Linked DNA regions of Homo sapiens: region 2 is linked to region 1. A link is a contact called in ENCODE Hi-C or POLR2A ChIA-PET data. All regions are on one chromosome and are shown on one strand. Each heading gives the region's core, a stretch centred on a gene start or an enhancer-like site at or near the end of the contact. The rest is flanking DNA. Distances are from core to core; before and after follow the strand shown.

What was found. A loop is a pair of places that touch in the nucleus more often than their neighbours do. ChIA-PET counts read pairs that join two places held with the same protein, here RNA polymerase II (POLR2A). Pooled maps may share reads with other maps.
Region 2: a loop to region 1 is called in a map of endothelial cell of umbilical vein, with 3 times the contacts of the local background. The contact joins the enhancer-like site here to the promoter of DYNC2I1 in region 1. A Hi-C loop is called at or near these places in 1 of 168 maps with a recorded cell type or tissue (endothelial cell of umbilical vein) and 1 of 50 pooled maps. POLR2A ChIA-PET finds 5 or more read pairs at or near these places in 6 of 52 experiments (AG04449, AG04450, HCT116 and 3 more).

Annotation. Positions count from the first base shown.
Region 1 is chr7:158,854,293-158,858,168 of GRCh38, reverse strand. It overlaps DYNC2I1 (dynein 2 intermediate chain 1), which reads right to left and starts at 1,611. Exons shown (of 25, transcript NM_018051.5): 1 at 1,419-1,611. The coding sequence starts at 1,433. It overlaps LOC124901796 (a long non-coding RNA gene), which reads left to right and starts at 1,647. Exons shown (of 2, transcript XR_007060627.1): 1 at 1,647-1,788; 2 at 2,773-3,031. RefSeq lists an enhancer at 194-735 and a silencer at 1,086-1,555.
Region 2 is chr7:158,738,739-158,742,614 of GRCh38, reverse strand. ESYT2 (extended synaptotagmin 2) reads left to right here. Exons shown (of 23, transcript NM_001367773.1): 18 at 719-1,092; 19 at 3,494-3,592. Among named protein-coding and RNA genes, the nearest start is that of NCAPG2, 36 kb to the right of the region's middle. Within about 2 kb of position 2,279, at least 9 of the 41 ENCODE cell types and tissues checked have a DNase peak (open chromatin) inside an H3K27ac peak, as active enhancers do; they include PC-3 and endothelial cell of umbilical vein, where a contact is called at or near this core.

The DNA of each region.
Region 1 (3,876 bases), core at 362-2,861:
TTAGGGAGAAATGGGGAGTGCAGGGCAGTAGCTTCTTAATCTTAACTAGGGGAAAGTTAAAAAATACTATCTAAGGTTGGCCTAGCGCGGTGGCTCACGCCTGTAATCCCAGCACTTTGGGAGGCCAAGGCGGGCGGATCACCGGAGGTCAGGAGTTCGAGACCAGCCTGACCAACATGGAGAAACCCCATCCCTACTAAAAATACAAAAATTAGCCAGGCATAGTGGCACCTGCCTGTAATCCCAGCTACTCGGGAGGCTGAGGCAGGAGAATCGCTGGAACCCAGGAGTTGGAGGTTGCGGTGAGTAGAGATCGTGCCACTGTACTCCAGCCTGGGCGACAAGGGGAATTATCTTTAAAAAAAAAAAAAAAAAAAGGCCGGGTGCAGTGGCTCACGAAGTCAGGAGATCAAGACCATCCTGGCCAACACGGTGAAACCTCATCTCTACTAAAAATACAAAAATCAGCTGGGCTTGGTGGCGGACATCTGTAATCCCACCTACTCGGGAGACTGAGGCAGGAGAATCTCTTGAACCCTGGAGTCGGAGGTTGCAGTAAGCCAAGTTCGTGCCATTGCATTCCAGCCTGGTGACAGAGTGAGACTCCATCTCAAAAAAAAAAAAAAAACAAAAACCTAAGGTTTATATAACATAAAATACAAATTAAGGAGTATTATTCAACACATAAAGGTAAGTGATGGGGAAAAAATAATAGGAGTGAAGGTAGAAGAAAATGTATGCAAATTAAATTCCTCATCTTTCAGTGGGGAATCAATAGATAAGAATAATACAGTAATATCTAACATTTATTGAGTGTTAATGAAAGCAGGCACTGGTCTATGCACTTTTACACATAATATCTCACTTAACCTTCTTAAACACCCTATAATGTTGCTATTATTATTGTGCCCATTGAATGAATTAGGAAACAAGACATGTTAAGTGAGTTTGCCAAGGTCATACAAGTAAATACAAAATCCTGAATTCAAACTCAAGCACCCAGGCTGCACTCTCTCAACCTCTTAAACTGTGACAAGTCATATTTAAACTTAAGTCAGCTAAAATTTAATAAACTTTTAAATATGTCTCCTCAGCCACCCCGGCCCCGCAGCAGGGGCCGAGGCCGCCTCCAGGCCGGGCGCGAGGAGACGGGCCGCGGCGGCGACCCCAGGCCTGAGGCTGCACAGACCGCCTCTCCCGACCGCCGGGAGCCCGGCGTCCTGCCATCCCTCGCGCCGACGGCCAGCCGCGCCTCCGTTTCCCTTCCTGCCTCGGAGGCACCGCGGCTCCTCCGGGAAGCCCCGGCCCGGCCGAGAGAACCGCTGCGCAAAGGGAGGGCGGCGGCGGCGCTGCTAGCGGCGCCCGAAGGAGTCCGCGAAGCTCGACCACCCCTCGCCCAGACCCAGCGCCGCACCGACCTTCCCGGGCTCCATCGCTTCCCGCAGGCCCGGGCGGCCGCGGTGTCCTCGGCCCCGGCCAGGCGCGGTCCACCCCGAAGAGGCCACCTGTGCCCCGCACCCTTCGGGAGGCGCGTCCCAGCGCCTAGCAACCGACAAGCAGGAGCAGCAGAGGGCCCAGAAGCACTGCCCAGCGTGCCCTGCGGCCTCTCCCAGTGCGCCTGCGCATCCCCGGCATTTTTAGCACCTGGCAGGCAGGAGCAGGGGAAGGCCGAGTGGTCGCTGCTCGGCGTGCCCGCGGCCCCTCCCAATGCGCCTGCGCTTCCCCGGCTCCTAGCAACCGCCAGGCAGGAGCAGCAGAGGACCGAGCGGTCGTTGGTCTCCCCAAGGGGTAGGTGCAGTACCCTGACTTGGGGTGCAGGGGCTCTTGACTCGCCCCAACCCGCCCCGGGTTCCCACGGGACCGGACTGACAGTCGGGGAAGATAGAAAGGGAGAGCAGATATTGAAAAGAGCTTTACGTTTGAGGCCGAGCGCGGTGGCTCACCCCTGTAATCCCAGCACTTTGGGAGGCGGAGGCGGGTGGATCATGAGGTCAGGAGATCGAGACCATCCTGGCTAACACGGTGAAACCCCGTCTCTACTAAAAATACAAAAAAAAAAAATAGCTGGGCGCAGTAGCAGGCGCCTGTAGTCCCAGCTACTCGGGAGGCTGAGGCAGAAGGATGGCGTGAACCTGGGAGACGGAGCTTGCAGTGAGCGGAGATCACGCCACTGCACTCCAACCTGGGCGACAGAGCGAGACTCTGTCTCAAAAAAAAAAAAAAAAAAAAGAAAAGAGCTTTACATTTGAATAAGGCTTTGCACTTAACAAATTATATTCCCATATGTCGTCTTTTGATAAAAACAAGCAGTAAGGTAGGCAGGAATCAACGTTGAGAGACTGTTTTTATACAACACGTAAGGGAAAATCAAAAACTCTCAGGACCTCCGAACTCCTTCAGCCAAAGGGAAAGTTAGGGCTGAAAGCCTGAAACCGCCTTTTCAAAATTATGACTGAGGCAGTAAAAGAGGTGTAACTTAACCCACAGCATCTTGCTTCTGACCTCCAAGCTGTGCTTGTTCCTTCCTGGCAGTAGGCTGAACTAACTTTGGGAGAAACTTAGTTTATATTTTATAATTTAAACACAGACGGTAACAGCCCTTTCCCAAAGCAGGCCTTCTTGCCTGGGGACTTGATTGCCTTTGTAGGACTGATGTTAGCCACAAGATTAGAAATTACGTTTTAGGAGTAGTTTCTAATATGCAGCTGGAGGCTACAATATTCTGACCCTCCCTAAACTGCTCCTAAGATCAGTGCTTGAGATATTTTGCAGAACCTGCACTTGATGGATCAGCTGGCACCACCCAGATCAATAAACTGGCTCATCAGATCTTGTGGCCCCTCACCCAGGAACTGATAAGGGCAAGAAGACCGCTTTGACTCCCTATGATTTCATCTCTGACCAATCAGCACTCCTGGCTCACTGGCTTCCCCCCACCCAAGTTATCCTTGAAAACTCTGATCCCTGAATGCTTCAATGCTCAAGGAGATGGATTTGAGTAATAATAAAACTCTAGTCTCCTGCACAGCCAGCTCTGTGTAAATTACTCTTTCTCTATTGCAATTCCCCCATCTCGATAGGCTCTGTCTAGGCAGCGGGCAAGGTGAACCCCTTGGGTGGTTGCAAGCCGAGTCGCCCAACACCCTCTTCCAAATGCACAGCTGTTGCTTTGCAGGCTGCAAGGCTCCTGCCAGCCAGGCCCCCGTGAAGGCAGGGCCGGGCACCTTGGCCCCCACCAGTCTCCCAGGTGTAAATGTTTTGCCAGCCTGGAGACCTTTCAAGATGTGTGTCCTCACTTAAACAAAGACACGCCAATTGTAACTTTAGATCTGCAACTTAAGTCTGAAACTACCTCTGCAAGAATTAGAACTGAGAAAATTATGACAGTGAAAGAGATCTAACCTGACTCCATCTTGCTTCTAACCTCCAAGCTGTCCTTGTCCATTCCTGGTCGTAGAATAGTTTAACTTTGAAAGAAAGATAACAGCCCTTTCCCAAAACAAACCCCCTTCTCTTTTTTTATTATTATTATACTTTAAGTTCTGGGGTACATGTGCAGAACGTGCAGGTTTGTTACATAGGTATACACATGCCACGGTGGTTTGCGACACCCATCAACCCGTCATCTACATTAGGTATTTCTCCTAATGCTATCCCCCAGCCCCCCCCGACAGACCCCCACGTGTGATGTTCCTCTCCCTGTGTCCATGTGTTCTCATTGTTCAACTCCCACTTATGAGTGAGAACATGCGGTGTTTGGTTTTCTGTTCTTGTGATAGTTTGCTGAGAATGATGCAAACCCTCTTCTTGCTGGGGACTAGATGGCCTTTGGAGGACTAACAAATTAGCCATGAGATTAGAAATTATGGTTTAGGA
Region 2 (3,876 bases), core at 1,030-3,529, 120 kb after region 1:
GCTCCTGCACTCATGTCAGGTTGTTGGGGTGATCTTGCTGGATAGCAGGGGTTCTGGACTTTCTTCCTCCCTCTGGGGACGCCGGGTGGAAACCCCTTATGTAGAATACGGGCTTTGGTCTTGTGTCGAGGAAATGCGACTCTGGGCTCTTGATGTAAAAACATTGTCCCACAATTGTGTAGAAATACATGGAAACGGAAGAGACTAGAGGAATACGCAGAAGTGTTATGGGGGGCTCCTTGCCTGAGACGTGGCCTGGGGAGGATGGAGGAGCTTCTGCCCAGGTTGTGTGGCACCAGAGGGTCAGCTTCAGGGGGGTGGCCTGCCCTTCCACACCAGGCTTATCACTGCCACCGCCCTGTTGCTGCCACCAGAGCCTGAAGACGCAGGCCTCGGCGATGCCCCAGCTACTTGGCAGGCTGAGGCGGGAGGATCTCTTGAGGCCAGGAGCTTGTGGTGTAGTGCGCGATGGTCACCCCTGTGAAGAGCTACAGCACTCTGGCCTGTGCAGCTTAGCAGGTCCTCATCTCTGGGAAAAAAGTGGTATTTGTATCACAGAAGTGACATTTTGGTTACCTAAACTTTCCTTTAAAAAAAAATTTTTTTTTGAGCTAAGTTTTAAAGAAATTTTTGCAGGTAAAGACATCCCAGGCTGTTCCAGTATTAGGATGTTACCAGTGTCACCAAGTTTAATTTTTATGTTTATGTCCACCTCTAGGTGCTCCATCTCGAAAAGCGAGAAAGGCCTCCAGACCACCAACACTCAGCTCAAGTCAAACGTCCCTCTGTGTCCAAAGAGGGGAGGAAAACATCCATCAAATCTCATATGTCTGGGTCTCCAGGCCCTGGTGGCAGCAACACAGCTCCATCCACACCAGTCATTGGGGGCAGTGATAAGCCTGGTATGGAAGAAAAGGCCCAGCCCCCTGAGGCCGGCCCTCAGGGGCTGCACGACCTGGGCAGAAGCTCCTCCAGCCTCCTGGCCTCCCCAGGCCACATCTCAGTCAAGGAGCCGACCCCCAGCATCGCCTCGGACATCTCGCTGCCCATCGCCACCCAGGAGCTGCGGCAAAGGCTGAGGCAGCTGGAAAAGTAACTAAGTGCCACCATGTTGTTTCTCACCAGCAGAGCAAGCGCCCCCCACCCCACGCTGGGGGAGAGTCGTTTAACGCAGCAGAGCATGAGGCCGGCATGCTTTGGGGAGGGAGGCCTAATCTTAGGTTAACTGAAAGCACTTCAGGTTGTGTTGCCGTTTTGCTCACTGCATCTCGGACTTTGGAAATAAAACCTGCCATTTTCTAGGATTTAGTCATTAAAGATTAGAACGTGATGGAGTAATAGGTTTCACAGTAGGAAAGACAGGAGGCAGCGCCGGGACGCTGCTGTGTGCCTGGGCCTCTGCCAGGAAGACAGACGCAGAGCTGGCCCGCGGGCCTCGCTGCGGCCACTGGAGAAGCCCTGGCCTCCCCGTTGTGTGAGGACAGACCTGCTCTTTCACGTAGTTGGATCCCATCCCTGTTGCTCAGTCTCTTTTGTTTGTCTTCGGATGTCTGTGTTGGCTCCTTATTTAAGCCCCATGACTCATAGGTGTGTGTTAAGGGTTTCTTTAGATACGGAGGAAAAAGTTGTCTGTAGTTATCACAAGCTTCAGATGTTAACCTTTTCCTCTTGGTGGAAGAAACAAAATTGACCTTTGAAATAGTTCTCCCTGTGTGGTGTTATAAGAGGTGTGTTGAATAATAAGAAAATAGTAACAGAAACGGAGGCAAAGGTGCTTCTGAGCTGTTAGAAAAAGCACACGCAGACTGTGGAGCTTGCACAGCCGCCCTCCTCTGAGCCACACTCACTTTTTTCTTTCATGCTTTCTCATGTCCACTATTTTGGAAAGAAGAAAACATTCCTTCTCTCTTGCTCCAGAAGGAAATAGAATTTTAAACAAGGAAACACTTTTTCTCAGGAGCTCAATTTGGGAAGTAGAAATGATCTTAGGGGCCACTGAACAAACAAGACCAGTTGTCATTTTGGGGGTCTGTGTTCCATCCTTGAGCAGAGAGAAATGGAAGGAAGGGCGCTGCAGTCTCATCAGATGGGAAGAGAGCACGTGGCTTGCATGAGGCTTTGAGACGGGACATGCAAATTCGGGTAGGACAGGCTAGAAACTGCTTAACAAGGACCACAGGGCTGATGCTTGTAATAAGGACACTGTGTGGTTTTAACCTCGGGTGCTCAATTGGTGAATCATAAGATCTGCACATTTAGAAAGGAGACTATTCCTTATCCTTATAGGGTTGCAGCCTGCAGGCTGGCCAGCCTGACAGGCCCGGAAGCACCTCAGAGGAGGAAGGGTAGGGCAGGAGCTTGTGCGGAGCACGCGTCCTCAGCAGGTTCCAGGAGGAGCTGTGAATGCCGCAGAGTGCCCAGCCTCTCTAGAACAGCCAGCAGCAGTCCGTGGTCAGGGTCTGCCATCAGGAGGAAGTTGTGAAATCAGCCTCTCGTCAGTCAAAGCTGCAGTTAGCGCCGGTGGAGCAGGGGTCACTGAGTCAGCATCTGGATCAGGACAAGCTGGGATTTTGCTTTAACACTGCTGCTCTCGAGGCCAGTGCTTGTTTAGCTGCTGGAGAAAGAAACACCTGGTGGCAGGTAGAACCCAGTTTATTCTGTTAAGCGTTGGGTGTGAGGCTTACCCTTGCCTGGCATGGCCCCAGGTCTTCTTTGTAGCTTGGTATCTTACTGCCGCAAGGAATCTGTTCCTTCAGTCTTAACGATCTCTGCTGCAGCATTAATGCCAGTCGGTTGTTGCATCTGAACTGCGAAGGGGGGGGTATAAATAACCTCCCGTCCTGTTGTGGTCAGGAACTCAGTGTTTAAGTTTCTCTGGGGTCCCCTGGGTCCACTCACATGGGAGTGGGGTGGGGGCTTAGGATTTTACTTTTAGTTTTCAGGACCCTAACTAAAAAACTGTCAGTTGGCTGGACGCGATGGCTCACGCCTGTAATCCCAGCACTTTGGGAGGCCGAGGCAGGTGGATCACCTGAGGTCAGGAATTTGAGACCAGCCTGGCCAACATGGTGAAACCCCATCTCTACTAAAAATACAAAAAATTAGCTGGGCGTGGTGGCGGGCGCCTGTAATCCCAGCTACTCAGGAGGCTGAGGCAGGAGAATCGCTTGAACCCAGGAGGCGGAGGTTACAGTGAGCCAAGATTGCGCCATTGCACTCCAGCCTAGGCAACAAGAGTGAAACTCCGTCTCAAAAAACAAAAACAAAAGAAATAATGTCAGTTTTGAATAATTAATTTATATTGAACCCTCAAGTAAAATATTCATCTGTTTGACTTGTACCCAGAAGTTTCAAATTATGTTTAAGTTCATGGGTAATTTGACTTCTTTTTGTCTAAATGAATAGAAATTATTTTATCGTGTACAGTGGACCAATGAATCACAACGTTCTCCAGTCTCAGGCAAGCTGGTGACTTTCTGCTCTTTTCCCACAGCGGGACGACCCTGGGACAGTCTCCACTGGGGCAGATCCAGCTGACCATCCGGCACAGCTCGCAGAGAAACAAGCTTATCGTGGTCGTGCATGCCTGCAGGTGGGGGCTGGGGTCCCACGCGCCCGCTGCTGTGCTGCTGAGTGTGGATGCTGGATAGGATGATGTAGACACCGCCTTTAGGATTTCCAAACATCCATTTATGTTTCATTTAGAAAGGACAAAGCAATTAAACCTCTAGAGACGGTGCTCGTAAAGGGTGTCACCACTGCGTATGTCACATGACAACGTTTTGGTCACCGAAGTACAACGGTCCCCTAAGATCATACTGTATTTTTACTGTACCTTTTATGTGTTTAAATACACAAATATGGCTTGGCATGGTG